2 separate regions of the Homo sapiens genome follow, and region 1 is linked to region 2. The links are chromatin loops, found by intact Hi-C in ENCODE. Cell type or tissue: Calu3. All regions are shown on one strand. Each heading gives the region's core, and the rest is flanking DNA. Links, peaks and the distances in the headings are about the cores only. Region 1 overlaps TNFRSF19 (TNF receptor superfamily member 19). Region 2 overlaps MIPEP (mitochondrial intermediate peptidase).

The links. A loop is a pair of places that touch in the nucleus more often than their neighbours do. Peaks named below come from ENCODE experiments on the same cell type or tissue, not always from the same donor. Only the 100,000 strongest peaks of a DNase experiment are listed, where the experiment ranks them.
Region 1: it touches region 2 in a loop (5-fold over the local background); 5 of 110 quality-filtered maps call a loop at or near these places.

What each region holds. Positions count from the first base shown.
Region 1 is chr13:23,590,973-23,607,843 of GRCh38, reverse strand. It overlaps TNFRSF19 (TNF receptor superfamily member 19), which reads right to left. Exons shown (of 10, transcript NM_148957.4): 3 at 14,389-14,499. Among named protein-coding and RNA genes, the nearest start is that of TNFRSF19, 29 kb to the right of the region's middle. In Calu3, for the core only: no CTCF peak of the experiment used is centred there; DNase peaks (open chromatin) are centred at 8,053 and 8,303.
Region 2 is chr13:23,858,987-23,875,857 of GRCh38, reverse strand. It overlaps MIPEP (mitochondrial intermediate peptidase), which reads left to right. Exons shown (of 19, transcript NM_005932.4): 5 at 949-1,012; 6 at 5,663-5,845; 7 at 6,410-6,566; 8 at 11,669-11,717; 9 at 13,496-13,556. Among named protein-coding and RNA genes, the nearest start is that of PCOTH, 21 kb to the left of the region's middle. RefSeq lists an enhancer at 9,598-9,737. In Calu3, for the core only: a CTCF peak has its summit at 4,037; DNase peaks (open chromatin) are centred at 7,257 and 7,537.

The DNA.
Region 1 (16,871 bases), core at 4,661-12,660, 270 kb after region 2:
AGGCACAGGTACATGTTTGTAATTGAAAGAACCTCATGACCCAGAGTGCGTTATTTTAGACAGATGGACTGGAGGACAGAAAATGTCAGAAGTTTTAAGATACCTTTAATACAGAGAAGCAAATAACATAACAATGTTACAATAAAAGTTATTTGAAAATGCTAATGGCCTACTAAAAAATGTACTTTTTACCCACAATATAAAAAAATCTTTTGTTGTATATATCAATAGTTTGGTCTAGCTTTTCTTCTTTTTCATAATTAACTTTAAAAAGTTTTATGTTTACTCTGCTTTCAAAATTTCAAATACCATAGGTAACCAAAATTCTAAGCCTCAGTCAAAAAGGGCCCTGAGACTTGTTTAATTACAAATTAAAAGGTATCCCTCCAAACTGTCTATCTATTTATCTATTTATTTATTTCTCACTTTGTCACCCAGACTTGAGTGCGGTGGTGCAATCTCGGCTCACCACAACTCTGCCTCCCAGACTCAAGCGATTCTCCTGCCTCAGCCTCCTGAGTAGCTGGGATTAAAGGCGCCCACCACCACACCTGGCTAATTTTTGTATTTTTAGTACAGATGGGGTTTCACCATGTTGGCCAGGCTAGTCTGGAACTCCTGACCTCAGGCAATCCACCTGCCTCGGCCTCCCAAAGTGCTGGGATTACAGATGTGAGCCACTGTGCCTGGCCCAAACTATACATTTAATATCTCAAGCTTTAAAAAAGATTATTTATAAACGTAGTTGTCTGAAAAAAAATTTAAAGCTTAGTCTTAGTCAAAAGACTAAATTTTCCCTTGATTTGTAAAGCTTGGAAGTGAAAATTAGCCAGTTAAATGTAATTTTAATTTCAGTGATTTATCTGACTTTAATATCCTCATAACTTATTTTTCTTTCCTCTGAAAGACATATGCTGTTGCAAAAGGAACAATGAAAAGAAGAAATCACAAATTCATGAATGGACAATTTAAAAACATCTAACATTAAAGTAACTGCTTATAAAAAGCTCAAGCTCTCTGAGTTAAGTGGGGTGGAAAATAAAAATATATTTATGTTTTCATTTGTGTATCTGAATCCTTTGCCTCTCTGTTGTATGTTAGAGCATGAGCAAAGTTAAGTTGCTGATTTTATTTATTATGAGCTAAAACTAAGAAAAAAGACTTGGCAAAATATATGATTTATAACATATACACAAATTCATTCATTTTTATATTACCAGATTTAAGTGTCACTTTTTTTTCCAAGTAATATTTGAGATTAACTGATTTGTTCACTCATGTACTGTGTCAGGAGCTGGGTGCTCTGTAGATACAGGGTAGAAGACTGAACAACATGGGCTTCCAGGTGGACAGCTCAGGGCAGGCATGTGGTAACATGGTATACAACTGTGCACCTGAGTGGGTCCTAAGAATCTCATTTTTCACTGGCATTATTACCTTTACTTTTATTGCTCCTCATTCAATTTGTCCTGGTCTTTTTTTTTAAAAAAATTATAAATATGGGAACAGAAGATGAACAAATGAAATAAGTACATAAAGGCAGAAATGTTCTGGTTGCTTCCCTTTGGCTCTTACTTCACAGGGGGACAGCTCTTTCAATCCTTATGGAAAACTGCTATCTAGAGAAAAATATTTCTTCTGGATAGCCATGGGAATATGAAATACAGCACCTGTTATCAGATACTGTTCTCAGAAGATGGAGTATTTCTGTTTAGAAACACAATTTTTTACAGCAGTTTTTAGGTTCATAACGAAATTGAGAGGAAGGTAGAGAGATAGTCCTTACATGCCCCGCCCTCCCCCGCCACACACAAAGGCTCATTCTTATCAGCACCCTGCACCAGAATGATACATTTTTTACAATCTATGAACACATCACTGTCACCTAAGTTCCACTGTTTACATTAGGGTTTATTCTTGGTGTTATATTCTGTGAGTTTGAACAACACAGAATGATATGCATCCACCATTACAGTATCACACAGAGTAGATTCCCTGCCCTAAAAATCTTCCATGCCCACATATCCATCCCTCCCTCACCCTTACCCATGGCAACCAGTGATCTTTTTACTGTTTCCATAGTTTTGCCTTTTCTAGAATGTCGTATAGTTGGAATCATACAGGAAGCAGACTTTTCCAATTGGCTTGTTTCACTTGGTAATGTGCATTTAAGGTCCTCTATGTCTTTTCACGGCTTGATAGCTTATTTCCTTCTAGTGCAGAGTAATATTCCATTGTAGGGATCACAGCTTATTTACCCACCCCTTACTAAAGTACCGCTGGGTTGCTTTCAAGTCTTCATAATTATGAACAAACCTGCTATAAGTATCTGTGTGCAGGTATCTGTATAAGCGTTAAGTGTCCATTCCTTTGATAAAATACTAAGTAGCTCAATTGCTGGATCAAATAATAAGAGTATGCTTAGTTTTGTAAGACACTGCCAAGTTGTCTTCCAAATGGCTGTACCATTTTGCATTCCCACTAGCAAGGAATGAGAACTCCTGTTACTCCACATCCTTAACAGCCTTCAATGTTGTCTGTGTTCTGGATTCTGGATTCTGGATTTCTAATAGGTGTACGGTGATATCGCGTTGCTTAAATTTGCATTTCCCTGATGACATACTATATGGAGGATCTTTTCATATGCTTATTTGCCATCTGTGTATCTTCTTTGGTGAGGTGTTTGTTAAGGTCTTTTACCCATTTTTAAATTGGATTTGTTTGTTTTCTCAGTGTTAAGAATTTTTTGTATGTTTTGAATAACAGTCCTTTTTCAGATATCTTTTACAAATGTTTTCCACCAATTTCTGGCTTGTATTTCCATTCTCTCAACAGTGTCTTATGCAGAGTGGAAATTTTCAATTTTAATTAAGTCTAGCTTATTAATTCTTTCTTTCATAGGTTGTGCCTTTGGTGTCATATAAAACAGTCATCACCAAACCCAAGGTCTTCTAGAGAAAATCTTCTAGGAGTTTTATAGCTTTGCATTTTACAGTTAGGTCTGTGACCTGTTTTGAGTTAGGTGTGTCTAGATTCATTTTTTGCATGTGGATGTCAAGTTGTTTTAGATCCATTTGTTGAAGACTCTATCTTTTCTCCATCATGTTGTTTGCTACTTTGTCAAAGACCAGATGACTACACTTAGCTGGGTCTATTCCTGGGCTCTCTATTCTGTTCCACTGATTGGTTTGTCTCTTCTTTTGTCAATACCACACTGTCTTGATTACTATATGTTTACAGTAAGTCTTGATGTGGGTAGTGTCAATCCTCCAACTTTTTCTTCTAAATAACTGTGTTGATTATTCTGGGTCTTTTGCCTCTACATATAAACTTTAGAATCAGTTTGTCAATATCTACAAAATAACTTGCTGGGACTTTGATTGGGATTCCATTGAATCTATAAATCAAGTTGAGAAACACTGACATCTTGACAATATTGAATCTTCCTCTCCATAAACATGGAATATCTCTCCATTTATTTAGTTCTTCTTTTATTTCTTTCATCAGAGTCTTGTAATTTTCCTCATAAAGATCTTGTACATATTTTGTTAGACTTATCCCTAGGTATTTTATTTTGGGGGGGGTGCTAATATAAATTATATTGTGTTTTTAATTTCAAATCCCACTTGTTCACTGACAGTATATATGAAAGTTACTGACTTTTGTACATTAACCAGGTATCTTGAAATATTACTATAATTGCTTATTCATTCCAGGAGTTTTTCTGTTAATTCTCTTGCATTTTCTACATAGATGATTATGCCATATGTGAACAAGGAGAAGTTTATTTCTTCCTTCCAAATCAGTTTACCTTTTATTTCTTTTTTTTTATTTTGTCTTGGTGCATGAGGTAGGATTTCTTGTATGATGCTGAAAATGAGTGGTGAAAGGGAACATCCTTGCCTTGTTCCTGATCTTAGTGGAAAGCTTCTAGTTTCCATCATTAAGTATGATATCAACTCTAGAGTTTTGGTTTTGTTGTGGTTGTTGTAGAAATTCTTTACCAAGTAGAGGAAATTCCTTTCCATTCCTAGTTTACTGAGAGGTTTTTGTTGTTGTTGTTGTTTAATCATGAATGGGTGTTAGATTTTTCAAATGCTTTTTGTGCACTTACTGCTATATGTGATTTTTTTCCCCTTTAGCCCACTGATGTGACATATTACATTAACTGAATTTCAAAGGCTGAACCAGCCTTGTGTATGTGGGATAAATCCCATTTTGTCACAGTGTGTGATTTTTTTAATATACATTGTTGGATTCAATTTGCTAATATTTTGTTGAGAATTTTTGTATCTTTGTTCATGAGAGATATTGGTCTATAGTTTCTTTGTAAAGTCTTTGGTTTAGGCATTAGGGTGATTTCTGGCCTCACAGAATGAGTTAGAAAGTATTTTCTCTGCTATATTCTGGAAGAAGTTGTGGATAATGAGTATAATTTCTTCTTCATTTTTGGTAGAATTCACCAGTAAATTCACTTTAACTTGGTGCTCTCTGTTTTGGAAGGTTATGAATTATTGATTCAATTTCTTCAGTCAATATAGGCCTATACAGACTGTGGATTTCTTCTTGTGTGAGCTTTGTCAGACTGCGTCTTTCAAGGAATTGATTCATTTCATCTAGGTTACCAAATGTGTGGGCACTGAGTTGTTCACAGCATTTCTAATGTTCCTATAGTGATGTCCATGCTTTCATTACTGATATTAGTACTTTGTGTCCTCTCCCTTATTTTCTAAGTTGGCCTAGTTAGAGGACCATCAGTTTTATTGAATTTTTTCAAAGAATCACCTTTTGGTGATTCTTCACTCTCTCCAGAGTTTCTGTTTTTAATTTCATTGATTTCTGCTTTAATAGTTATTTATTTTATTCTGCTTACTCTGAATTTAATTTGTTCTTCTTTTTCTAGTTTTATAAGGTATAAGCTTAGATCACCAATTTTGGCTCTTTCTTTTTTCTAATATGTGCCTTCAGTACCCCCTGAGCACTGGTTCACTGCATCCCACAAATTTTGACAAGTTCTGTTTTCATTTTCATTTAGTTCAAAATATTTTTAAATTTATCTTGCAATATCCTCTTTGACCCATGTGTTATTTAGAAGTGTGTTCTTAATCTCCAAGTATTTTAGAGTTTTCCAGCTATCTTTCTGTTATTGATTGCTAGTTTTATTCCATTGTGATCTGACAGCAGACACTATACGATTTCTATGCTTTTACCTTTGTTAAGGTGTGTTTTATGGCCCCATATGTGGTCTAGCTTGGTGAATTTTCCATGACAGCTTAAGAATAATGTGTCTTTTGCTGTTGCTGAATGAAGTTGTCTATAGGTGTCAGTTATATCCAGTTGATTGATGGTGTTGAGTCCAACTATGTCCATATTGACTTTCTGCCTGCTGAATCTGTCCATTTCTGATAGTGTTGAAGTCTCCAACTACAGTAGTGGATTTATCTATATCTCCTTGTAGTTCTATCAGTTTTTGTCCCACATGGTTTGATTCTCTGTTGCTAGGGGCATACCCATTAAAGATTATTATAATTTCTTAGACAATTAGCTCCCTTATGATTATATGATGTCCATCTTTATCCCTGACATCTGTCTTTGCTTTGAAGTCTGCTCTGTCTGAAATTAATATAGCTACTCCTGCTCTTCTGATTAGTGTTAGCATGGTATATATTTCTCCATCCACTTACTTTTCATCTATGTGTGTCTTCATATTTGAAGTGGGTTCTTGTAGACCACAGAGTTGGATCTTGTTTTTTGACCTGCTCTGATAATGTTTATAAATTGGTACATCAGATCACTGACACTGAAAATGATTATTGATATAGTTGGGCTAATAGTTACCATATATATTACTGTTTTCCATTTCTTGGCCTTCTTATTTGTTCTTATTTCTGTCTTCCACATTTTCCCTTTTGTAGTTTTAATTGAGCATTTTATGTGGTTTCATTTTATCTCCTTTCTTAGCATATCAGTTATACTTCTTTTTATACTTGTTTTAACGGTTGCCCTAGAGGTTGCACTATACATTTATAACCAGTCCAAGCCTCCTTTCAACTAACACTGTACTACTTCACAGATAGTGTGAATACCTTATAACAACAAAATAATTCTAATTCCTCCTCCTCACCCTTTGTATCATTGCTGTAATTAATTTCACTTATGTGTGTGTGTGTGTGTACACACAAGCATACTCAATCAAATACATTGTTTCTATTATTAGTTTGAACACACTATCATCTATTACATCAATTAAGAATAGGAAAATTAAAGTTTTTATTTTACCTTCACTTAGCACTTCTTTGATGCTCTTTTATGTAGATCCATGTTTCTGACCTATATTATTTTCCTTCTGTCTAAAGAACTTCTTTTAACATTTCTTACATGGCAGGTCTACTGGTAACAAATTCCCTCAATTGATTGAGAAAGTCTTTATTTGTCCTTAACTCTTGAAGGAAAATTTCTCAGGGTACAGAATTTTAGGTGCTATTTTCTCAATACTTTAAATGTTTCACTGCACTCTCTTCTGCCTTGCATGATTTCTGAGTAAAAGTCAGATGTCATTCTTATCTCTGCTCCTCTGTACATATGGCGTTTTTTTCCCTCTAGTTTCTTGGAGGGTTTTTTCTTTGTTTTTCTGCAATTTGCAAATGATATACTTGGTGTCATTTTTGGGCATTTATCTTGCTTGGTGTTCTCTGAGTTTCCTGGATCTGCAGTTTGGTGTCTGGCATTAACTTGGGAAAATTCTAAGTCATTATTGTTTCAAATATTTCTTCTGTTCCTTTCCCTGATTAGCATATTAAATCAGAATATTCATGATTAATGCTATTAGCATATTAATCATAGTTGTTCTTGATTCTCTCTGATAACTCCAAGATCCCTGCCAAGTCTGGTTCTGATGCTTGCATTGTCTCTTCAAATTGTATTTTTTGCCTTTTAGTATGCTTTGTACATTTTTGTCAAATGTCATACATGATACACTGGGTAGAAGGAGCTGCTATAAACAGGCCTTTAGTAATGTGGAGGTGAGATGTGAAGGAAAGGGCAGCTTTCCATAGTCCTGTGCAGGCCTGTGCCTCTGTACTGTAAGCTTCCCCAGTGCCTCTCCCTTAAATGGGAGAGAATGGCTGGAGCAGACTGAGTCAGTATTTCCCTTCCCCAGGTCAGTTAGGCTCTGATAAAACCCCAGCAGGTGAGCCTTTGGTGTATGTGTTTCTCTTGAGGGCAGTCCTTGTTAAGAAAAAGAGCACTCTAGCATATTTCAAAATGTTCCTTTTCTGCCTCCCCTGTCAGAAAAACAAGGGATTTTTTTGTTTTGTTTTGTTTTGATTTTGACATTTACTATGAAAATCGGTTTGAGTTCCTGGAAGTAAAACTCACAAAAGCATGGGAGGGTGCTCTATGAGTGGGTCCTCCTGGAGTTTTAACTCTCAGACTTTTCCAAACCTAGGCTACAGCAGGCTGTCAATAACAGTGCAGGTTTCCCACCCTGGTGCTGGCTCCAGGGGAGGCTTCTGCAGCAGTGTATTGTGATTCTCTGTAGCTGCCTGCGACCTCACTTCTCTTGCAGATCTAAGAGCTGCGGACTTTTCAGTTTGTTCAGCTTTTTACTTCCTGTTGGGATAGAGTGACAACCTCTAAATTCCTCATATATATGAAATCAGAAATGGAAAAATGATTTCTTAATCAACAAAAATATTAAGGCTAATAGGACTTTCATCTTATGGTCTGATTCTCCAAAAATTAACTTAAGGTTATATTCTGCAGATTCAAAGGATGAATATAAGACAGTAATTTCTTAGAAACTATTCACTCATGTCTCAGAATCTGTGAAGTTTCATTCAGATTTTCACTGAGATTTGGGAAAAGAAGAATGTTTGAGGAAAAGAAAATGTCATCATCTTTAAACGAAAATTAAAATTCTAAGCCCCCACCATCTGAATGGACCCCCCCTCTTGGCCAAGGACATTCCAAAGTTAACCTGAAAAACTAGTTCAGGACAGGATGGAAAGGGGGCGCCAGACATGCCTCATGGTACCCTCCTCCCTTCCGGAATTACTGATGGAACAGACTCTTTCAGTCTGATAAGAAAACACTTACAATCTATTCTCTCTGAAGTCTGCTACCTGGAGGCTTCATCTGCATGATAAAACCTTGGTCTCTAAAACCCCTTATCTTAACCCTTTCTATTGACATTCCTTTCTATTGACTCTAGGCATTCCTTTCTATTGACTCCAGGTCTTTAGATAATAACCAATAGCCAATCAGAAAATCCTGCAATCCACCTGTGACCTGGAATCCCCCTTCCCCTACCTGCTCCCCACTCCCAGTTGTCCTGCCTTTCCAGACTGAACCAATGTTGAGTAATGTCTTATGTCTCCCTAAATTGTATAAAACCAACTTGTAGCCCTACCACCTTGGACACATGCTGTCAGGATCTCTCGAGGGCTGTGTCATGGGCCACTGGTCACACATTTTTGGCTCAGAATAAATCTCTTCAAATATTTTACAGAGTTTCACTCTTTCCATCAGCAGTCTATTTTCCTCTTGGGCATGATGGCATTTTTAAATACTTTGTTCACTGATCCTAGATATGTCAACCTGTTAAAAATTAATCTTTTTACACCCCACACAGAAAAATCTATGTCTGAAAGTACTTGTTACTGTAATCAACAGGGGTTGAAAAATACCTGTTGAGATGCTACTGTTAATGAGATATCACACAGACTTTGAAGGTCAGTCAGTTTCAATCCAAATGTAAAGCCCAGGATACTAAAAGCCACCACTCATTTAACACAAAAGCCAGAGAGAAACGCTATCTATCAGAAGCCACTTGCAGAATGCATAATTCTTTGTTTCCTGCTGTTTATAGATCATTGATCAAAAATCTATGAATGACAAGACTCAACTGTAGATAATGGCAGTCTGTAGGGGAAAAGGACTTCTCTTTAAAAGTCCCTTTAAATAAAAAGAAAAATCTATTGTTCCTTTTCTAACAGAAAGGCTTTGATGTTTTATTTAAAACAAAACAATACATCACTTCTCCACAACTAGTAACATCTTCAAAAGATCAGCAAATAAAGCAAATGGATGTATAGCTCTGAACGTGCTCACAAGAAAAGGCAGGCTTCAAAACATCCAAGACTGTGAAATGTGTCCTGATATAACACACACTAACACACAGTTTCTTAGCACATAGTGGTTGAAATGAATATATTTAAAGTGCTCCTGGGAGTAACATACACTCACTGTGGTGAGATCAATAATAAGACACATACTGTCAAAGGAATGTTCAAAACCATGGTTTGGAAAATGCCTGCTATCTCAGAGCATCTTTATTTAAGACACTGGCAGGCTCTACTTCTTGACAAGTAATGCTGACATTCATTTTAAGAAAAAGAAGTCCCAGTAAGTAGTAGCATTCATGATTTCTGTTATCAATGATTTAGGGTTTATATATATATATAACTGTAAGTTCTGGGATACATGTGCAGAACGTGCAGGTTTGTTACATAGGTATAAATGTGCCATGGTGGTTTGCTGCACCCATCAATCCATCATCCACATTAGGTATTTCTCCTAATGCTATCCCTCCCCTTGTCGCCCACCCCATGACAGGGCCTGGTGTGTAATGTTCCCCTCCCTGTGTCCATGTGTTCTCATTGTTCAATGAGAATGGGAATGCTTCCAGCTTTTGCCCATTCACTATGATATTAGCTGTGGGTTTGTCATAAATAGCTCTTATTATTTCCAGATACATTCAATCAATACCTAGTTTATTGAGAGTTTTTAGCATGACGGGGTGAATTTTGTCAAAGGTCTTTTCTGCATCTACTGAGATAATCATGTGGTTTTTGTCATTGGTTCTGTTTATGTGATGGATTACATTTATTGTTTTGAGTATATTGAACCAGCCTTGCATCCTAGGGATGAAGCCGACTTGATTGTGGTGGATAAGCTTTTTGATGTGCTGCTGGATTCAGTTTGCCAGTATTTTATTGAGGATTTTCGCATTGATGTTCATCAGGGATATTGGCCTGAAATTTTCTTTTTTTGTTGTGTCTCTGCCAGGTTTTGATATCAGGATGATGCTGACCTCATAAAATGAGTTAGAGAGGAGTCCCTCTTTTTCTATTGATTGGAATAATTTCAGAAGGAATGGTACCAGCTCCTCTTTGTACCTCTGGTAGAATTCGGCTGTGAATCCATCTGGTCCTGAGCTTTTTTTGGTTGGTAGGCTATTAATTATTGCCTCAATTTCAGAACTTGTTATTGGTCTATTCAGGGATTTAACTTCTTCCTGGTTTAGTCTAGGGAGGGTGTATGTGTCCAGGAATTTATCAATTTCTTCTAGATTTTCTAATTTATTTGCATAGAGGTGTTTATAGTATTCTCTGATGGTAGTTTGTATTTCTGTGGGATCAGTGGTGATATCCCCTTTATCATTTTTTTATTGTTTCCATTTGATTCTTTTCTCTTTTCATCTTTATTAGTCTAGCTAGCGATCTATCTATTTTGTTAATCTTTTAAAAAAAACAGCTCCTGGATTAATTGATTTTTAAAGGGTTTTTTGGTGTCTCTATCTCCTTCAGTTCTGCTCTGATCTTAGTTGTTTCCTGTCTTCTGCTAGCTTTTGAATTTGTTTGCCCTTGCTTCTCTAGTTCTTTTAATTGTGATGTTAGGGTGTCAATTTTAGATCTTTTCCACTTTCTCCTGTGGGCATTTAGTGCTATAAACTTCCTTCTAAATGCTACTTTAGCTGTATCCCAGAGATTCTGGTACATTGTGTCTTTGTTCTCTTTGGTTTCAAATAACTTATTTATTTCTGCCTTAATTTTGTTATTTACCCAGTAGTCATTCAGGAGGTTGTTCAGTTTCCATGTAGTTGTGCGGCTTTGAGTGAGTTTCTCAATCCTGAGTTCTAATTTGATTGCACTGTGGTCTGAGAGACTGTTATGATTTCCATTCTTTTGCATTTGCTGAGGAGCATTTTACTTCCAAATATGTGGTCAATTTTAGAGTAAGTGCGATGTGGTGCTGAGAAGAATGTACATTCTGTTGATTAGGGGTGGAGAGTTCTGTAGATGTCTATTAGGTCCAATTGATCCAGAGCTGAGTTTGGTCCTGAATATCCTTGTTAATTTTCTGTCTCGTTGATCTGTCTAATATTGACAGTGGGGTGTTAAAGTCTCCCACTATTATTGTGTGGGAGTCCAGGTCTCTTTGTGTAGGTCTCTAAGAACTTGCTTTGTAAATCTGGGTGCTCCTGTATTGGGTGCATAAATATTTAGGATAGTTAGCCCTTCCATTCCTCTTGTTGCATTGATCCCTTATACCATTATGTAATTCCCTTGTCTTTTGCAATCTTTGTTGCTTTAAAGTCTTTTATCAGAGACTAGGATTGCAACCCCTGCTTTTTTTTGCTTTCCATTTGCTTAGTAAATATTCCTCCATCCCTTTATTTTGAGCCTATGTGTGTCTTTGCACGTGAGATGGATCTCCTGAATACTGCACACTGATGGGTCTTGACTCTTTATCCAATTTGCCAGTCTAATTGGTGTATTTAGCCCATTTACATTTAAGGTTAATATTGTTATATGTGAATTTGATCCTGTCATTATGATGCTAGCTGGTTATTTTGCCTGTTGATGCAGTTTCTTCATAGTGTCAATGGTCTTTACAATTTGGTATGTTTTTGTAGTGCCTGGTACCAGTTTTTCCTTTCCATATTCAGTGCTTCCTTCAGGAGCTCTTGTAAGGCAGGCCTGGTGGTGACAAAATCTCTCAGCATTTGCTTGTCTGTAAAGGAGTTTATTTCTCCGTCACTTATGAAGCTTAGTTTGGCTGGATATGAAATTCTGGGTTGAAAATTCTTTTCTTTAAGAATGTGGAATACTGGCCCCCACTCTCTTCTGGCTTGTAGGGTTTCTGCAGAGAGATCCACTGTTAGTCCGATGGGTTTCCCTTTGTGGGTAACCTGACCTTTCTCTCTGGCTGCCCTTAACATTTTTTCCTTTATTTCAACCTTTGTGAATCTGAAGATTATGTGTCTTGGGGTTGCTCGTCTTGAGGAGTATCTTTGTGGTGTTCTCTGTATTTCCTGAATTTGAATGTTGGCCTCTCTTGCTAGGTTGGGAAAGTTTTCCTGGATAATATCCTGAAGAGTGTTTTCCAACTTGGTTCCATTCTCCCCGTCACTTTCAGGGACACCAATAAAATGTAGGTTTGGTCTTTTCACATAGTCTCATATTTCTTGCAGGCTTTGTTTGTTCCTTTTCATTCTTTTTTCTCTAATCTTGTCTTCACGCTTTATTTCATTAAGTTGATTTTCAATCTCTGATATCCTTTCTTCTGCCTGATTGATTCAGCTATTGATACTTGTGTATGCTTCATGAAGTTCTTGTGCTGTGTTTTTCAGCTCCATCAGGTCATTTATGTTCTTCTCTAAACTGGTTATTCTAGTCAGCAATTCCTCTAACCTTTTTTCAAGATTCTTAGCTTCCTTGCATTGGGTTAGAACATGCTCCTTTAGCTTGGTGACGTTTGTTATTACCCACCTTCTGAAGCCTACTTCTGTCAATTTGTCAAACTCATTCTCTGCCAGTTTTGTTCTCTTGCTGGCAAGGAGTTGTGATCCTTTGGAGGAGAAGAGATGTTCTGGTTTTTGGAATTTTCAGCCTTTTTGCACTGGTTTTTCCTCATCTTTGTGGATTTATCTACCTTTAGTCTTTGATGCTGGTGACCTTTGGATGGGGTTTTTGTGTAGATGCCCTTTTTGTTGATGCTATTCCTTTCTGTGTGTTAGTTTTCCTACAAACAGTCAGGCCCTTTGCTTCAGGTCTGCTGGAGTTTGTTGGAGGTCCACTCCAGACCCTGTTTGCCTGGGTATCATTGGCAGAGGCTGCAGAACAGCAAAGACTGCTGCCTGTTCCTTCCTCTGGAAGCTTCGTCCCAAAGGGGCACCCACCAGATGCCAGCCAGAGCTCTCCTGTATGAGGTGTCTGGCGACCCCTGCTGGGAGGTGTCTCCCAATCGGGAGGCTGGGGGGTCAGCGACCCACTTGAGGAGGCAGTCTGTCCCTTAGCAGAGCTCGAGTGCTTTGCTGGGAGATCTGCTGCTTTCTTCAGAACTGGCAGGCAGGAACGTTTAAGTCTGCTGAAGCTGCACCCACAGCCACCCCTTCCCTGAAGTGCTCTGTTCCAGGGAGATGGGAGTTTATCTATAAGCCCCTCACTGGGGCTGCTGCCTTTCTTTCCCTTTCTTTCAGGGATGCCCTCCCCAGAGAGGAGGAATCTAGAAAGGCAGTCTGGCTACAGTGGCTTTGCCAAGCTGTGGCGGGATCCACCCAGTTTGAACTTCCAGGTGGCTTTGTTTACACTGTGAGGGGAAAACCACCTACTCAATCCTCAGTAATGGCAGACGCCCCTCCCCTCACCATGCTTGAGTGTCCCAGGTGGACTTCACACTGCTGTGCTGGCAGTGAGAATTTCAAGCCAGTGGATCTTAGCTTGCTGGGCTCCATGGGAGTTGGATCTGCTGAGCTAGACCATTTGTCTCCCTGGCTTCATCCCCCTTTCCAGGGGAGTGAATGGTTCTGTCTCGCTGGTGTTCCAGATGCCACTAGGGTATGAAAAAAAAACTCCTGCAGCTAGCTCAGTGTCTGCCCAAACAGCTGCCCAGTTTTGTGCTTAAAACTCAGGGCCCCAGTGGTGTAGGCACCTAAGGGAATCTCCTGGTCTGTGGGTTGCACAGACAATGGGAAAAGCGTAGTATCCGGGTTGGAGTGCACCATTACTCATGGCACAGTCCCTCAAGGCTTCCCTTGGTGAGGGGGAGGAGTACCCGGACCCCTTGCACTTCCCAGGTGAAGTGACACCCCATCCTGCTTTGGCTCACCCTCCATGGGCTGCACCCACTGTCTAACCAGTCCCAATGAGATGAGCTGGGTACCTCAGTTGGAAATGCAGAAAACACCTGCCTTCTGCACTGATCTCGCTGGGAGCTGCAGATCAGAGTTGTTCCTATTCGGCCATCTTGCTAGCCACCACACAATGCTTTAGTTTTAAATCTTCAGTGGAATTTCAGTTGTTATTGATTAATGCAAATTAACCTTAAAAATTTTACTGTTTTAGTGAAACACTACAAATTTTAAATTATATAAAACAATGACATCTGTTGAATTCTGGGTTTGAGAACCTATTTATCTCAGTAAGACACATGAATCAAAAGTATTAAAAAAGGAATTGTATGATATTTGGCTAAAGTGACATAATGATCCAATAATTCTGTCATGGTATCCAAAGTTTCATTAATAATTAACTCAAAGAATTGAGTTAAGACGAATGCATTTTACAAACACAGATACACAACTTTGCCATGTATCCAATATACCTTAGACAACTCCATGCCTGGCCCACACTGGTTGCAGGGAACACAGTTTCCAGACCGATCCCTGAATTCTTGCTGTCTACAGTCTCCTGATTCACAAGTCACTTTACATGACTGAAAAAAAAAATTTAACAAAATGTTATCTTAAAGTATGTTAAACATTTTTTTTTGCAAGAAAGGAACAATATTTTCAATATTAGTCACACAATCACTGAATGTAAATATCAGTTCAAGTCAATTCAATGTTCACTTTAGGAAGAAAACACACTTTCTGAATAAGTCAGTGGAACAACTAAATCAATAAGCCAAATTCTTCTCTGTATTCCAGAGAATACTCATTGATTCTCTAAACAGGGTATCCCATTTTCTTGGAATTAACTGCTATCCTCCTCAGATACCCTCTGGGACTCAAGATATGACATGACTTAGGAGCTGTTCTCTTCTCTAAGTAAGAAGATATTTAAAAAAAAAACAGTTATGACTTTCTTTGATATATGACCCAAGGTCCTTTTGCTACCAGAAAAAAATCTGAATTGAAAAATTTTTCAATCTAAGAAATATAAACATATTCAAGTATAATGAATTAAATAAATTGAATAATTAGTATAGCCACAAGAGCGTAGCCACAAGAACTTCGCAATTATCGTTTAGACTTATCTGCCATGCGGTTTTGATGAGGAAGTTTCAACCCTTTTCAACTGAACTACATTTCCTTAGAGGATGTCTTTCAAATAATAATTTCTAACAATCAGGACACCAGTAAAATCCTTGGTGATGATGATAAAGATGGCAGTAGTGGCCCAACTCTCGGAACTCTTCAAAGTAGAAGTGCCATCCAAATCTGAGCTTATGCCTTTACTGATTACCACTGAGCCACTGCCTGGGACCTAACAGTATGCTTTGGTTCACAGCATAGGACTTAAATGGAAAATGTATACTTAGGCAAAAACAGAGGTTATTTGTCATTTTCCAAAATATAGCTTTTTTCTCTTATTTTTTCTGAAAACAACAAGTTCTCCTTGTAAGATATCATCCTAGAAAAGTATGTTTATCTGCTTAACGGACAGTATTTCATGAGTAATGCTGGTATTAGCAGCATCACAGAATTGGTGAAGACGTTTGGTCCAACCCCTTACCCTAAGCAAGAATGCCCTGAATAGTGCTACTGACGCGGTTCTGTTTTCCTTAATGGAAGCTGAAAATCTTAGGAGGAACTGGGGTAACAGACACTGCTGTTCTGTCTAATGCTTACCACACAGTTGAGCACAGGACATTGTTTTTGATGCATATAATTCTGTACAAACCTTCTCCACCTTGAAGCAGGAATATCTGTGAAGATATCTAACAACCTCTTTAAGGTCAAAGGTTTAATATCTAGGGCAAGCAGGAGGAAGAATTCAAGGTGAGGTTTGAGACTAGAAAATTCTTTGAGACAGACAGGCACGGTGGCTCACACCTGTAATCCTAGCACCTTGGAAGGCCCAGGTGGGCAGATCACGAGGTCAAGAGATTGAGACCATCCTGGCCAACATGGTGAAACCTTGTCTCTACCAAAAATACAAAAATTAGCTAGGTGTGGTGGTGCGCACCTGTAGTCCCAGCTACTTGCAAGGGCTGAGGCAGGAGAATCACTTGAAACTGGGAAGCGGAGGTTGCAGTGAGCCAAGATCGCACCACTGCACTCCAGCCTGGTGACAAAGCGAAACTTCGTCTCAAAAAAAAAAAAAAAAGAAAGAAAGAAAGAAAATTTTTAAGGCTATAAAGATTCTTGCCTCAACTCCTCCTCAACTCCCAGTCTTGCAGTTTACTTATTTATAAGGGGTAGGAGCTTCCCTTCCACCACAGAGAGACCGTAAAGAGAAAGAAATTACACAACCTTCCTCTTAGACCATTATTCAATGTTTAACAGCCTCCAATTACAGCAGGGAAGCTCTCCTACATTCACCTGAATCCCACTTTGTCTTTATTTTTTTATTTTTTTTATTTGTATCTATTTATTTATTTCTGAGACAAAGTCTCACTCTGTTGCCCAGGCTAGAGTGCAGTGGCGTGATCTCAGCTCACTGAAACCTCCGCCTCCCATGTTCAAGCGATTCTCCTACCTCATCCTCTCAAGTAGCTAGGATTACAGGTGTGCATCACCACACCCAGGTAATTTTTGTATTTTTAGTAACAATGAGGTCTCACCATGTTGGCCAAGCTGGTATTGAACTCCTCACCTCAAATGATCCACCTGCCTCGGCCTCCCAAAGTGCTGGGATTACAAGCATGAGCCACAGCATCCAGCCTAACCTTGTCTTTCAAGAAAACTTTGCATACTGTCTTCAGTGTAAATCTTTCTTTATATATCTGTAGATCATTATTTTATCACTAGATTAAATAAACTTTGTTCTTTTGAACACATTCATAAATCTTTTGTCAAACTTTCAAATATTAAAATTTTCCATCTGTGTTTCCTGCTTTTTGGAACCAAGAAGAATATAAAC
Region 2 (16,871 bases), core at 3,269-11,268:
TTATTCTAAATATATAATATAACATTAAAAGTAGATTGAAAGGAAATACAAGAATTTTAATAGTCATTATCTTTGATAGGATTAGTGATTTTAAATGTTTCATATGTTTCTGCATTAGTTTTGTTACATAATAGACCTATATTGTGTAATACGATAAACGTACACTATAAATTTCCATTCAAGGTATATTTGATGTAATAATCAGGAAGGTAAATATATCTATTTTGAAAACTCAAGGAAAGCCAAAAGAGTAGATCAAATATTTGATTATTTCCATTCAATGTTGTTGGTTTTTTTTAAAAAAAATACCATTGACAAAAAAAAAAAGGTGTTACACTTGAAATTGGTTCCAAGCATGAAGCAGGAGTAAAAAGAAAGAAAACAATTCTCATTAGCCAAGAAACTCAGCTTCCAGCACAGCATCAAAGAATTTAATATTCTAAATAGCTGCTACTGGCTAGAAGAAAAACTAAAAATCTCATGCAGAGGGCCTTTGAAAAATTGTCCAAATATAAAACTGTTTTATGTTTTTAATTATTGGGATTTGGATTGAGTTGAAATAAATAATTATTTATTACAAACCTGTGGTACTAAATTATTTATTACAAACCTGTGTACTAAATAAAATTATTATTATTATTTAGTACAAACCTGTGGCTTTCACAGGTTTGTACTCTCTGAATAAAGGAATAAGCTCTTACATGACAAGCCAATCATAATTGTCAGTCAGATAGGTGTTTTGCCTGATGTTTGCCTTAATATCTGAGGATATTAAGCTCCTTGTTTAAAACAAAGTGTGTGTGTGTGTGTGTGTGTGTGTGTGTGTGTGTTTTGAAGAAACTTTTGGCAGTGAGGCTGAAAAAGACTTATTTATTTAACAAAAAACCACAATTTTTTTGTTAGCAATTTTTATTACCTGTTATAACCTGGGGCTCATTTCATTTATAGGCGAGTGGCTGAACTGTTTATGTTTGATTTTGAAATTAGTGGAATCCATCTAGACAAAGAAAAGGTACATCTTTCTGCTGTTTTTTTGACTCTTCCAGTTTTACTAACATTTAGTTGATACCATTATTGCTACAGTCCTTGTATATATTGCTTGAATTTGCATATTGCAAAAACGTGCAGGTCTTTTATCTGTTATGAAATTCTTCTTTAGATTGTATTTGAATATAGTCCCCTCTCTGGAAGTTGACCTATCACACCATGATAATTCAGAATTAAGACAGGCTTGAGCCAAGTGGAGTGTTTTAGATAATCATGGAATTAGGATGAGATAGGCAATATCAGGAAAGACTGGCAAGTGAATGGGAAAGCTGATGTCATTGAAGATTGGTAGTACAGGGAATATCACATAAGACCTTACATAAGTGTATTTATTTATATTATACGTGTGTTTGACTGATGGAACAAGCATAGATTACACAGTGTTTACACTGGGATGGAGGCCTTCTACCTAGTCCATCCCCTTCATTTTACAGATGTGGAAACAAGACAAAGTGATTTGTTCAAGTTGCCATCCTAACTAACAAATGGCCAGTGTTCTTAAAATTTCTAACACTGGCCACTGTTCTTTCTAGCACATAACATCCTGAGAAACCAAGTGCCTCATTTCAGTTGTAAATTCAGAGTTGGAAGAACAGGAGGGACTTGACACCATTGGAAGTTCAGCCTGCCCCACAGTCTCCCCCACTCACCTGCAGTCTAGACTATTATGGCTTTTTGTTTATTTGTTTTAAACAGTAATACATTTTTCCTAGTAAATATGGTAGAATTAAACCACTTACCTATGAAGAGATTAAGTTATCAAAATATCTGGAAAAGCAGAAGGCAGGGCCTTGGAAATATGTATCACATACAATAGATGTTACCATTTTGATAGGTGCTGAGTTTGAGTAATGCTGTAACCCCTCACACATCTGATGTGTTTGTGTGGCATTAAAGGTTCAGCATGTGATTCCTGGTCTGACCCTGAGCCAGGACGTGCCTTCCCAGCAGCCCATGAGGCTTATGGGCTCTACTGTAAACTCACATTGCCTAAGGTGACCACGTTTGCCGCTTTCCACATCAATTCTTCATTAATACTTCTCTGTAAAATAAAATTTGGGAGTTAGTTGTATTCTTTCCCTTCCTAATATTGTCATATCTTCTAACCAAGTCCTTGCATTGTTCCTACAGTCCTGCATCTGTCTGCATCCCAAAAGCAAATCACCTTGATTCTTATCACCAAACACCCGGGCTGTTCTAAAGGCCTCTGTCTTCCTAACAGTGATTTAACATCAACTGAGTATTTGCTACTTTAAATCATATATTTCTCATCAAATCCTCACAACAATTTTGAGCTTGGTGCTACTATTATTCCTGGCTTTTTTTAGACCAAGGCTGTAGAGGTTGTGGGACGTTATTTTGTAAGCCAGACAGACTCCAGAGCCTCCATGGCCAGCATGTCACCATCCTGCTGGTCAGTCTTCCCCGTCTGTGAACACTGGATTAGTTTTCATAAAGTATTGATTTGTTACTTTCCTGCCCAGAATCCTCCTGTGGACTTCCCATTGTCTAGTGAAGTTAACATGTAACAAAGAGCTCACACTCGTGGCTGTGCTCCGGCTGTCAGCCCCTCATACACAGTGTCCTCCCCCATGTGTTTGCTGTCCTCCTCCTAGGCCTGCTCACCAGGTTTCCCTGGCTGAAGTCCCCATGAAGGCTTCATCCTCACGCCACATTGCGAAGCTTTTATCAGTCCCCCAGGTGGAATTTTGTATTCATCCGAACGTATTTTACTTATTTCAGTCATGTGGCATTCTTCTTTACCTTTTGTTGATGATGATGCTGTTATTGTTGTGTTGCTTATCTAACTTCTAGGCTTACAAAGGATCAAGAACGTGGATCATGTTTTTTAATGCATATTAGTTTTGGACTCAGTAAAAGTATTGAGTGAATGTATGACAAATCATGATAATGCTAGCTATCATCAAGTTTGATATCTTCAGAAGGAAGGTTGCTAGTAGAGAATCCATGTGAATAGTTTTAATGTATCCTTATGAAGGGTGCTTTTGAAATTTTGCTGACAAATAGTATATGTTCAGTTTCACCAGCATAGACATTGCCGCTTTTATCTAACATATGATTACAGTGTAGCTCCTCTTTCCCCGGGAGCAGCTCCCAGGGAACCCCTCAATATTGAATATGCAACTAAAGTAAACCTGCTCAGTTTTTCCCTTGTAACTTCCATGTTTGTTCTCAGAGGTGCTCCACTAGGACAGGATATAAAGTAGACATGTTCCATTTTTCAAAAGAGAGACCATGAAATAAACCCACCAACAAAATCTATAAATCATCAAAGCCTATGTTCTTTCCAGTTGGTTTCTTATTTATTTATTATTATTATTATTTTTTGAGACAGAGTTTCACTCTTGTTTCCCAGGCTGGAGTGCAATTGGGCAATCTTGGCTCACCGCAACCTCCGCCTCCCGGGTTCAAGCGATTCTTCTGCCTCAGCCTCCTGAGTAGCTGGGATTACAGGCATGTGCCACCACGCCCAGCTAATTTTGTATTTTTGGTAGAGACGGGGTTTCTCCATGTTGGTCAGGCTGGTCTCGAACTCCCGACCTCAGGTGATCCACCTGCCTCAGCCTCCCAAAGTTCTGGGATTATAGGCGTGAGCCACTGCACCCGGCCTTAATTTTTAAGGTCTCATACAAATATAACTTATAAGTTTAAATGTAATAGAAATGTTTATTTTTAACATTATTTAATAACACAGAAATTTCATAGAATTTTTCAAGAGTTCAGATTATTGTACATTTCATTGTTACCACAGAATGATGAAGTGATATGCCTGGCAGATCATTGAAGTTGGCATGAACTCAGTTTTGATTTTTCCAGAGGTTTTATCAGTAGATAAAATCTTCAAAGTAGTTAATTTTATCACATTTTTTTTTTCAAAGTAAAAGTTTTGAAGACAATTTTGGAACTGTAATGTGATTTCAAAATCTTGTTCATCTTTTTTGTTATTCCACTTGTTACCATTAGGTGGTGATAAATGGCCATATCAAACAAAATAAGCAAAGAGAAATCTGGACTGTAAGGAAATGGGAGTCTCCTAAAACTTTTTTCCATGAAATTTGAATTTTCTATATTGAAATTCTGGGGATATTGATATATACTCAATTTTTTCAGCATCTTATCAAGCATGCCTCTACATCATCTATGTTTATCTTTAAAAAGTATATTAGTATTGTGGCTTAATCATTTTTTAGGAGCATAGAACAGTTTAGAACTTGTTAATTGCTATCTCCTCTCCCAGAAAGATTTGTGTACACTTTCACCTGAAGCCCAACATGAGCCCAGTGCGGAGCCTGTCTAGTTTTTTGGTAACCAGTAACTGAAAATTCATATGCAGAGCCTGTCTAGTTTTTGAGTAACCAATAACTGAAAATTCATCTGCAGAGCCTGTCTAGTTTTTGAGTAGCCAATAACTGAAAATTCAGCCCTTCTCCTCCAGTCAGCCTAATTATGTGGTTTCTAGTTTATATTTAATCTTAGAGCATTTATGGCAACCCCTTTGCTAATACACGTTTTCTCAGGTTATTGTGTATTACAAAGATATGACTGCAAGATTAAACCTAAGCAGATGTGTCCGCACCATCCACGTCCTCATCACTGACCATTTGAAGGCCTGGCAGGAGCAAGGACCATGTGCCACATGGCAGGGACACAGAGTAGAAGAAAGGACCATGCCCTGGGGTTCCAGTCTGCTTCTTAGACTTCACTGTATCATTCTGTAGCAGCTCAAGCACATGCAAAATCAGAACTTTATTCCCCCCTGAGACAGGGTCTCGCTTTGTTGCCCAGGTTGCAGTGGTGTGATCGTAGCTCACTGAAGCCTTACCTCCTGGGCTCAAGTGATCCTGCTGCCTCAGCCCCACATAGGGCTGGGACTGCAGGCGTGTGCTACCACACCCAAAATCAGAACTTTTAAAATGTGCTTCCCCCTTCTGGAGGCTCACTACACTTTTGCAAATAACTGTTTTTTTGTTTTTTGTTTTTTTTTGAGACAGAGTCTCCCTCTGTCTCACAGGCTGGAGTACAGTGGTGCGATCTCGGCTCATTGCAACCTCCGCCTCCTGGGTTCGAGCGATTCTCGTGCCTCAGCCTCTTGAGTAGCTGAGATTATAGGCACGTGCCACCACGCCCAGCTAATTTTTGTATTTTTAGTAGAGATGGGATTTCACCATGTTGGCCAGACTGGTCTCCAACCCCTGACCTCAAGTGATCTGCCCTCCTTGGCCTCCCAAAGTGCTGGGATTACAGGCGTGAGTCACTGCACCTGGCATGTGTTTTTCAATGTTGTTAATTTCAACAATTAGTTATATAACCTAGACATAAAATAGAACTAGAAGTTATGTAAATCTTAAAACATAGAAACATCAGAAAACCATAAGTATGATCTTTTTGTTAGAATATTAAATATCTGTTAAAAGTAAAATTAATATATTATTTATAATATAGTAACAATATATTCATTTTACTAAACTAATATTTTATTAAGTGATAATTCAACAATATATATGTTGATTTGACATATTTATATTTTGTTTATTAAATTGTGAAATATTAATTCAAAACGCCTTTAAATAACTTTTACTCCTCCTGCATACAGCGTAAAAGAGCAGTGGACCTCAATGTTAAAATCTTGGATTTGAGTAGTACATTTCTTATGGGAACCAATTTTCCCAACAAGATTGAGAAGCATCTCTTACCAGAACACATTCGTCGTAACTTTACATCTGCTGGGGATCATATCATAATTGATGGTCTCCACGCAGAATCACCAGATGACTTGGTATGTATGTTTCATTCTCTTTGTTGTTTAGGTCCCATTTGTGTGTTGCTACTGTTTTAACCCAAAATTCAGTGATAATATAATAGTATCCTTAAAAACTTTTTAGCATTACTAAGCCCTAAAAATTTAACTTGTGGAATTATTAATGCCATAAACACTTTAAAGAATGAAAATGATTTAATTACTTATATTTCATACAAGACTCCTTATTTTTAAAGTATGATTAATAACACCATTAACTGACATTCTAGACTACAGAGACTTTTAAATTCATGCAGCCTTACTTCTCCTGGTTAAGACGCTTTATAGCATAGAGATCCACGCACTGGGTAGAGGTTTGCCCCACCGTACCTCAGAACAGTACCCTAGAGCTGCAGTCAAGTATGCTATTGCATCCCATGCTATTTTATGACTCTGGAAGCTTTATGGCCTCGTGTAGACCATTGCTTTATTTTGAAAGCAGTGATCATCTGCAGATCAAGTGGTGAGCATGAGCCTGTGTTATTGTTGCATAGGACTGTGTGATGATATTTATAGCCTTCACCATTTACTTTTTAAACGTAGGTGCGAGAAGCTGCTTATAAAATTTTTCTTTATCCCAATGCTGGTCAATTGAAATGTTTAGAAGAATTGCTCAGCAGCAGAGATCTTCTGGCAAAGTTGGTGGGGTATTCCACGTTTTCTCACAGGGCTCTCCAAGGAACGATAGCTAAAAATCCAGGTAAGCCTGTTTATCCAACATTTAAGGGCAAAATAGGATTTTTATGAAACTGAGCTTTTGATTTTAAATAGCTGTAAATTAGTGTTCTATTTTTAATACATGTAGAGAACCATTTATTGAGATTTTCTATGTATTTTTATAGGAACCATTTTTAAATAGAGCTAATAATTTGGCATAATTCTGTCCAACCAAAGAATTTTATTTTATGTGAATGTTGAGAGTAAAATCATAACCTAAATTTTCATTTTGATGTTAGTCTAAATTGTTTTCATTTTAACACAGTTTCTGTGCTGAATTTGACAAATTGGTTAGAATTAGTGTAAGAGAATGAAAGATCAGTATGTTTACTGAGGTCAAGGTTAAATGTAGGTTAGGTCATATAAAAAACACACAGTCAGATAAGCCTCCTTTTCAGAGAGAAGAGTACTGCTTAGGAAGGTTTGTGCTAGGTGAGGTGTTACGGAAGTGTGTCGTTGGGTTTGTCATAAACTTGCCTTGTGCTATGTTGAGTTCCTTATGATTCATAATGTCTAAGAGAAAATGTTACACAATAATAATATAAATGTACATAATACGTTTTTTCAGAAGCATTTATTAACTTACAGTTGTAATTTAGGTGGTGAGTCAGGAGTAGGGTGGCCGTGATGATGGAGCTGCGTGAGACTCAAGGTCTTGGCAGTGAAGTTGCAAGACTTAGTGAGGGTGAGAGGGAGGAGGAGGCATTGTGGTGGGCCCCCTGGGTTTCTGGTTGTACATCTGGTTAGACATTCCACTCACCGACAGAGGGGACACTGGGGGCAGATCACAACCTGAATCCTCGCTTGTCTTTATTCCTTCTGTGCTTATCCCTTCTCACCCTAGCATGTTCCTCTCTTCTCCAAAGTTCTCTAAATGCACTCAATCTTACTTCTTACTCTTTCGTAAACAACTGTTTCCCTTGACCTGTCAGGGCTCTCGGTTAAGCTACAGGCGTGTCACGCTCATTGCGGCCTGGGTTCCCTTGCTCGTGTCACTCTCCTATGGAGAGCAGCTTTTCTTCCTGGTCTGCCTGTTAAAATCTTACCCCGTTTTTTTAGTGCTCAGCTCAAAACCCACCTCTTTCATGAAGCTGGTTAAACTTTTTCACTTTCCTTGGACTCCTTTGTCCCCGAACCCTTAAAACACTTACATTTTTTTTCATATAATCGAAGCTCCTAAACAGATATAATATGTATGTTATGTATTAAATGTGTGTTTTTAGTGTATGTTTTTTCTTTTTTTGTAAGTATCAGTTTGGTGAAAAGTATGTTTTTCTGTAGTCGCTGTTGTCAACAGTTTGATTATAATAGTACCATATTTTTATTTTATATTTATATAAAATAATAATATTAGAATATCATTCAGTGCTTATCCTGTTGTTATCTCATTTCCTTCCTCTGCAGCTTTGTGAGGTAGGTATTTGTATTCGTGTCACAGATAAGGAATCTAAGGTTAGGTTATATTGCTAAAATGTGGCAGAACTGAAGCCTAAACACATATGCTACATTTATGGTTTTCCACAGGCTGCTTGAGACCTAATGCCCTATGTTTTATATCATCTACATCCCCCTTTTGTTTATTAATTCAGCAAATATTTACTGATTGCCCACTGTATGTCAGATATTATTCTCGGTCAGGGAAATAAGTCAGTGTACAAAGCAGAAGAAAATTCCTATCCTTATGCAGTTTACATTCTTGGGAGCAAGGGAAGAACAGTAAAGAACGAAATAAGTAGATAAAGTATGTGGTATGTTATTAGTTAATACAAGCCATGGAGAAAACTGAACAGGGAAGGGGATAAGGTATGTGGGCATGTAGGCTGGTGTTGGAGTTTTAGAGAGCATTGTCGGAAGGCTCACTTAGAATGTGGAATGTGAGCGTGCTCTTGACAGACACAAGCATGAGGCTGTGGCTCTTGAGGGGAGAAAGGTTTCACGCAGAGTCACTATCAAGTGCTAAGGTCTTGAGGCAGAAAAATGCCTGCCACGTTTGAGGAGGGCAGAGTGGCTGAAGCGCAGCGTGTGCAAGGAGAGTGGCGAGAGGTGGGAACAGACTGACAAGGGGCGGCATTAAGTAGAGACTTGATGCAAGTGCAGCAGGTCACTGTGGGGGTTGGGGCAGAGGAGTGAGATGATCTGACTCCAGTGCTAATGGTGAGTCAGTGCTGCTGTTCCTGAGAGAAGACTGCAGCAGGGCCAGGGTAGAAGAGGGCCTGTTTAGATGCTGTTTTGCAGTAACCATGATGAGAAGTGTTGGCATCTTGACCAGGTGGTAGCAGGGAAGGTGGTAAGATGTGATCAGATTCTGGGTACAGAGTATTTGGAAGAGGGAGCCAACATTTTCGACCTAAGCAACTAGAAAGAGAGTGAGTTACTACTGTTAACTAAGATTGGGAGGACCGGAAACTTGGTTTGTTTCAAGTTAAGTTTGAGATACCAAATGAGGTTCAAGTGGTGAAGTTGGGTAGGCAGTTAGATGGAGTGTGGAGTTCTGAGCTTCATATGTAAGTCTGAACCTCTAAAATGAGATTCTGATACCACTAAGAGAGTGAACTTAAAGAACAAGTCCAAGGACTGCGCTCTGGGGCCTTCAAGTTTAAGAGGCCAGGCATGTGAGGAACTGCTAGTTAACGCTGCCAGATGTAACGGCCACTAAGGGAGGTGGAAAGTGATTACAGGGTGTGGTCCTGGAGGCCGCGCAGAAGGTCTGTCTACAGGAGAGGGGAGAGATCAGCTGACTCATGCTGTGGCCAGGTCAGATGTGAGGAGGGCTGGGCATGACCACTGGCTGTAGCAGCGTGGAGCTCACTGGACCTGCAGCACCCAGCTCCAGATTCCGTGACTGGCAGGTCACCCTTGTGCACTAAGTGCTTGGTGTGCTGATGTATTGGCAGGGGGCTGTTGTGCACATCATCACGTAAGATGTGCTCTGGGTCCTTGAGGATTTAAAGCTTAGTTGAGGAGCTGGATATATGCATATAAAAAGATAAATAATAATAGAGGTTGGCACGTTTTCGGTGTCGATGGAGTAGTACAGACAAAACAATGCCATGGGATTTAGGAGCTCGGGGCATTTGTCAGATGCATCTGTGGCTGTGGAAGGCGCCCTGAGGGAAATGAAACTGTCATGCACAGTGATGGAGTGAGTCCTCAGCAGAGCAGAAGGAAGACAGAGAGGCTGACTGAGGCTAAGGCGGGCATTCATGTGGCTAGTGAATGAGGAGGTAACTGCGGTGAGGCACTTAGTGGGGGGTTTCAAACTGAATCTTAATATGACAATTCTCTGGGGACACTAATTGAGGCAGGCCAGATGTGGTGTCTCATGCCTGTAATCTCAGCACTTTGGGAGGCTGAGGCAGGCAGATCACTTGAGGTCAGGAGTTCAAGAACAGCCTGGCCAACATGGTGAAACCCCATCTCTACTAAAAATACAAAAATTAATTGGGCGCGGTGGCGGGTGCCTGTAATCCCAGCTACTCAGGAAGCTGAGACAGGAGAATCGATTGAACCCTGGGAGGCAGAGGTTGCAGTGAGCCGAGATGGGACTTCTGCACTCCAGCCTGGGCAACAGAGCAAGACTCCATCTCAAAAAAAAAAAAAAATTAATTGAGGCAGATTCTTCACATGTAAAATGACTGGAAGAATAAGATGGGTGAATGTTAAAACACGGTTATTAAGAAATAAAACGTATACAAGCATACATAGGGATTCATTTGAAAACAGTTTGGTATGGTACCTGGAATATAATCCTAAAATGAGATTTCATTGTTGACTAAATAATGTCTTTGTTCCCCAAAAATTCCTATTGTTGTTTCATATGGCACATGAGCCAGTGTTTTCAGAATTCGTATACACAGGACTTGTTAAGTATTGACAGTGGCAAGAAACCTCATGGTTTGGGTTTAGGTTAACCACCATTATTTATTTCCTTAGTCTTTTATTTCACTCAAAAGGAGATAACTTAAATTGAAGAGAGGGCAGGAAACTTAAAACTGTATAAAAGATTATCTGGAAAATACAAACATAGTGTTTGTGGTGAACTAAAATACATATGAAAGCTCTGTACACATAAGTCAGTGATAAAAAGTGCTACATTCAGAAATACTTGCAAAACATTTCCTCTTGTGGGAAACGGTGATAATTCTACTGCACTGCCTTTATGGGTTTGTAAATTATGACAACTATGGCAGAAGTATTTTAATAAAAATACTTTAAAAATTCTATCAGAAGTTAATATTTATTTTTCTTATTTTGCTATTTTTTTCATATTTATCCTGAATAGATTATTCTACAGTTGTATATAACAATAAAATTGTTATCAAGAAAAACATTGATCTTAAAAAATTTATTTCAGGGAATTATACTTCTACACTGCACCTATTTTTATGAACAAAGCAGTCTAGATATCTCTTTAAAACTCTGAAAACGTCAGACATGTCTCAGAACTTTTTTTTCTTACACATATGAATAGATAGAAACACCTTGAAATTTTGTACTTTTTTCTTTAGCCTCCCATTAACTCTTTTTTTTTTTTTTTTTGAGATGGAGTCTCACTTTCTTGCCCAGGCTGGAGTACAGTGGCACAGTCTGGGCTCACTATAGTCTCTACCTCCTGGGTTCAAGCTATTCTCCTGCCTTAGCCTCCCAAGTAGCTGGGACTATAGGCATGCACCACCACGCCTGGCTAATTTTTGTATTTTTGGTAGAGACGGGGTTTCAGCCTGTTGGCCTTGCTGGTCTTGAACTCCTGACCTCAGGTGATCCACCCCCTGCCCTCAGCCTCCCAAAGTACTAGGATTACAGGCATGAGCCACCTGGTCCCATTAACTCTTTTAATTTTGGGATAGAATCTGACGCTGTGGATTATTAGTATGCCAATTTAATTTTTTTCTGATTAAAAGATCGTCATCACCTAGAAGCATTTACTATATGTTTGGTATATGTTGGTAGCTCTACTTCCCTTTGAAAATCATCACTTTAAGGGAATTGTGGGATATAGATTATGATCATCACATAATAATTTTAACAGATATGTTCATTTTATTTCACATAATTGAAGATATTTTCTTTTGGATTTCGTTTTAGAGACTGTCATGCAGTTCCTTGAAAAACTATCTGACAAACTTTCTGAAAGGTTAGTTTTTATTCTACTATTTAGTTTTTTGGTTATATGTTATTTAGTCTTTTTAAAGAAGACTTGATTTATAAAAAATTAGGAAGTGACCTAGAATATAAGTTTTGGCATATTGGACCAGACCTGTCTCACTATGAGACATACTTTAAAAGGCCATAGTTGTCTTCCTTATGTGCCATTCTTGAAAACATAAGCTGTCCCCTTTCATTAAACAATTGTTTTTAGAAATTCATCTTTCATTTGCACTTTAAAAATCTTTACCAAAATGTTTTTGAAACTATTTATTTTAACTTGTACCATGAATTTTATGACAAGTTCATAAAGTAGTATTTCTCTTCTTTTGGCCTAAATACAGGAGGCTCATGGATGTGGTGTCTTTTTAATTTTGTGTAGTATTTTAAGGATGTTCTATCTCAACATTTGTAATTTCAAGCTGAAGTGTTCTACTGCCTTTGGTGTGTCCGTTTGTTATAACAAGTTGAGTGTCCCTTATCTGAAATGCTTGGGACCACACATGTTTTGGATTTCATTTTTTGGGGGGAATTTGGAATATTTGCATATACATAATGAGATATCTTGGGGATGGGACCCAAGTCTAAACACGAAATTCATTTATGTTTCATATACACCTTATACACATAGCCTGAAGATAATTTTATACAGTGTTTTTAATAATTTTGTGCCTGAAACAAAGTTTTGGCTGCAACCTATCACATGACATCACATGTGGAATTTTCCACTTGTACCATCATGTCAGTGCTGAGAAAGTTTCAGATTTTCAGATTAGGGAGGCTCAACCTGTATTCCTGCCTCCCCTGCCCCTCCCCTGCTCAGTGCCTTCGATCATACACTTGCCCTTCACTGGCCCTCTTCTAGGCCTTAGTTGAGAGGCAGCACACCTTTAGGTACTAAGGATTCTAGGAAGAAGCAGTCACCGTTTGTAAAAAAGGATGATGTTTTCTCTTTTTCTCTTGTAATGCTGTCTAAAATTTTGTTTGCCTGTTGTGGCTACACCAACACATTGGATCTTGGCTCACATTTCTGTTTTGGACTATAAACTCATGCCTTAGAACTCATTCTTCTCTAGTTTGGATTATGTTTATAAATTCTAAAATTTTCTTTTAATGATCCTGGTGAACCACTGTGTCTTTGATACAATAAAGAAAGAGGGTTAGTTATGCACTTATTGAGGATTTATCCTGCTTTACTTAGTTAAGTGTTAGTAGTCTTTCTCTACATAGCTATAGATTTTAGAGCAAGCATAGCTTCATCATTTTACAGGTATATATAGGAATTAATTCCAATATACATGTCATATTCTACAAATATTAAATACCTATTTAATTATTGACCAGCTAGAGTTTTTCCAAAGGGGAAAAATGACTAGAAATCTTAAATGTAGCCAATGATAAAATTCCTTTCTAGGAGTTAATTTGTTAAGTCTCTTTTAAAGGTATAGCAAAAAGTAGTGATTTAAAGTTAGTGATTAATGCTTTGCATATTTGTAATGACATTGCTAGTTTTTCCAAGCTTTAGTACTCTTGAGACATTTATCCACCATGATGCTTTTTAAGGTAGAAATCGCAGTAATATGCTGCTTTATATATTGTTATTTCTCATGACACTTAGGTAAAATTTGGATTAATAGTGATTTATGTGTGCACTACTAATTGTATCTAATCTTATGAATATTGGAATGTAACATAAGCAAACTAGTCCTTTCATAATGTAATTGTTAAAATTTTGTCCTAACAAGTAATGATAAACCTGTTTTATAGAACTCTGAAAGATTTTGAGATGATACGAGGGATGAAAATGAAACTGAATCCTCAAAATTCCGTAAGTATGTTGGAATATTTTTATTATAATATAGACAGTCTGTCAACTGAAATCAATATCTTTTGATTCAGGAACTTTCTTGTGATAGGCTACAGGTCCATTTAGTCTTGTTTCTGATCCTCGGTTTTGGTGAATAAAGATGTTGAAATATTTGATTCTTATGTCCCAAACTGATGTTGCCTGTACATACAGCATTTTTGTTGAGGAGTCGACATATTTTATGTATATACACTAACACAATGTGTATATATTCATGCAAAGACTGCTTTCATTCTGTGGAATGTTGGCTTCTCAGTTTGAAGCAGACTTTAAGGAGACTCAGTGGAGGCTTCATCTGGCAGGTGGCAATTTTAACCATCAGTGTTAATGTTGCAGTTCATTTGCTTATTTGTTAGCTAATTTATGGTGCCCAATTGAGTATTTGACTAACAAAGTATACCACATTCTAAAAACACTTAAGTGTTGTTTTCAATCATATGATTATATGATCTTCCTTATGTGATCCAAGAGTATAGACAAGTATTGTTATGGCCAGAATGCTGCCCAGGTGATTGGGGGAGTGCCCTGAAAAGTGTCGAGAGTCCAGATATTAGGACTCATTCCCATTTGGTTCTAGGGCACTACAGGATTGCCGGGGTTGTCTACACCATTCTTTTCCAAATGCTGTTATTAGTTCTTGACTTAGTTGCTGCTGCCAGAGCCATAGTCATAAGGAAGATTTAGGGAAATGGGCCTTGCAGATTTACAAACTGTTTACTAGCTTCCCAGATACAGCCACTAGGAAACAGATTAATCCCATTAAACTCAGCGATGTGTAGAGTAGCATGTCAGTCTGTTAATTTATGGAAGGAGCTGTGTCTAGCAAAGTAACTACTGTTAGTCATCTGCACAGTCATCTGCACACCTTGACCTGGTAGGTAGGCTTATTTGGGAAACCAGATAATAGGTAAGAATTTAGTTTGGTGACTATAGAAACAGAAAAATAAAAAACAAAATGTGTTGCCAAAAGCTAATTCAGTAAAAGTGAATATGACTTTAAACTGTTATCTGTAGATATTTGTATATAGCTTATGGATACAATTATTCTGCAGATATTTGTGAAATGCCCAATCTCCTCATGAAGTCCCTGCTTTGGTGAATGGTGCCACCATTCACCCTGCTGCTCTGGTCAGGACCTATACTTAATCCAGACCAGTGGTTCTCAAAGTGTGGTTCCTGGACCAGAAGCAGTAGCATCACATGGGAGCCTGTTAGAAATGCAAATTCTTGAGCCCCACCTCAGACCCACTGAATCAAAAACTGGGGTGAGCTCCACAATCTGTGTTTCAACAAGCACCCCAGGCACTGCACACTCCCCTCCCCCATAATCATTTGTTAGGTCCTGCAGATTCTCCCTCCCTGTGAACTCTTGTGTCTTCTCCTGTGCCCATTGCCATAGCCTGGGCTATGATCCCAATCATTATTCTCACCCAGATGGTAACTGGGATTGCCTAACTGGTTTCTAGCCTTTTGTTTTTGCTCCACTCGAAGCCGTCTTGGATTCAGACAGTTTAGCCATGTATTTAGCCCAGTGTTAGGCATAGAATTGGTTGTCAACACTTATTTGAACTATGAATGAATAATGAATGAATGAATTGCCACCAGAGGGATTTGTCTAAAAAGCAGATCTGATCTTGTCACTCTGTTGTTTAAAATTATTCAGTAGCTCCTGGTTATTCTCCAGTTTCCCTTCCTACTACCCTGCTGCTCCCGCCAAGCCCTCATGATTTGGCCCTTGCCTCCTTCTCTAGCTTCATCTTCTGCTGCCCCTCCAAGCCGAGGCTGTGTTCTTTGCTCTCTCCTAATACCTGTGTGATGCTCATGTGATCTCTATTCACTTAGTTTTGCTTTCTTTCCTTGCTTTGCTTTCTTTGATTCTTTAATTTGAATTAATATTTACGTGCCGGCCACATAAATATGGCATGGTGAGCAGCTTCCAGTCATTTACAAACACCACCTACAGGAATGCCTTTCTCCCTTTCTCATCTGGATTAACTGCTTCTATCATAAAACTCAATTCAGGCTTTGCCTTCTTGAGAACATTTCCTAACCTTCCGCTGTGATTTAAATACTCTTCTTGTGGGCTGTGTTTTACATGGCACAATGTAGACATGACATACTGTCCTCTGATTGTTGAGTCACTTGCCCTTCTACTGCCTAGGCTATCATCCTCTTGTTTTTGTCTGATTACAGCCTGCACTCTGTCTGCATCTAGCAGATAGCAAATAATCATCTGTTAGAGAAAATGTGTGCCAGGACCAGAACACTGTGGGGCTAGGGTTCCATGGACGCAGTCCCTGCCCTTCAGGCACTCATGAGGAGAAAGAAAATAAGCCTACAAGTATCTTAGGTTGTCATGCATCCCATGATATAAGTATTACCATGGAATATGGGAAATAACACCTTGTTATTGGAGGAGATTATGCCTAAACTGAAATGTTAAAGGATAATGGTAATAAGGAGAGTAGCCAACATTTGTTGAGCCCTTACTCAATGCCAGATATTCTACTTAATAGTTTAAGTACATTCAGCAGTCTTCTTTGGGAGGTACTGTTGATTCTTTCAACAAATATTTACTGAGTGACTACCCTGGGCCAGGTACTGTTCAGGGGACAGGAATGTAATAGGGAAGGATGCAAACAAAGTCCCTGTCATCATGCAGTTTATAGTCTGGTATGGATTGGAAACTTGAGCCCAGGCAGTCTGTCTTCACAGCCTGGTCTCTTAACCACTCTTTTGTCCACCTGGACACCTAGAAGGAAGGACAGTCATTCAAGTATTCAAGCTTTCCCTTCTTTCAGTATTATGTGCCAATCATCAAAAGCAACTAGTACTATAGTACTTCTTTATGACATATTTTCTTTGCCAAGATTAGAGTTAATTCTGCCTTGGTTACATTTTAAATTGCTGCTTTCATTTTTGATATCTACCCAAAGCTTCTTGCTTAGATTTAGAAAGAACCTTAATCCTACCTTTAGTACACTCATCTTACCTACAGTGTGTTTTATGGATTAATACATGGGTTACATTTTGGGAAAAATTTCATTATGGCTAATATAATTCGTTAATGTTTACTTTTGTTAGATACCACTTCAGAATGACATTTGTTTGTCTTTTCCCCAGATTCTGGGGTAGGTCTTAGTTATACTTCACTATCTCTTGATTACAGGGAAGTCAAAATAAGGAGCCAGGTATTTTCTGCCAAGCTATCAATTTTTTAAGGGATTCTATAAAATTGTTCTGATTTACATGAACAGTAGCTGGTTTACATTCTAT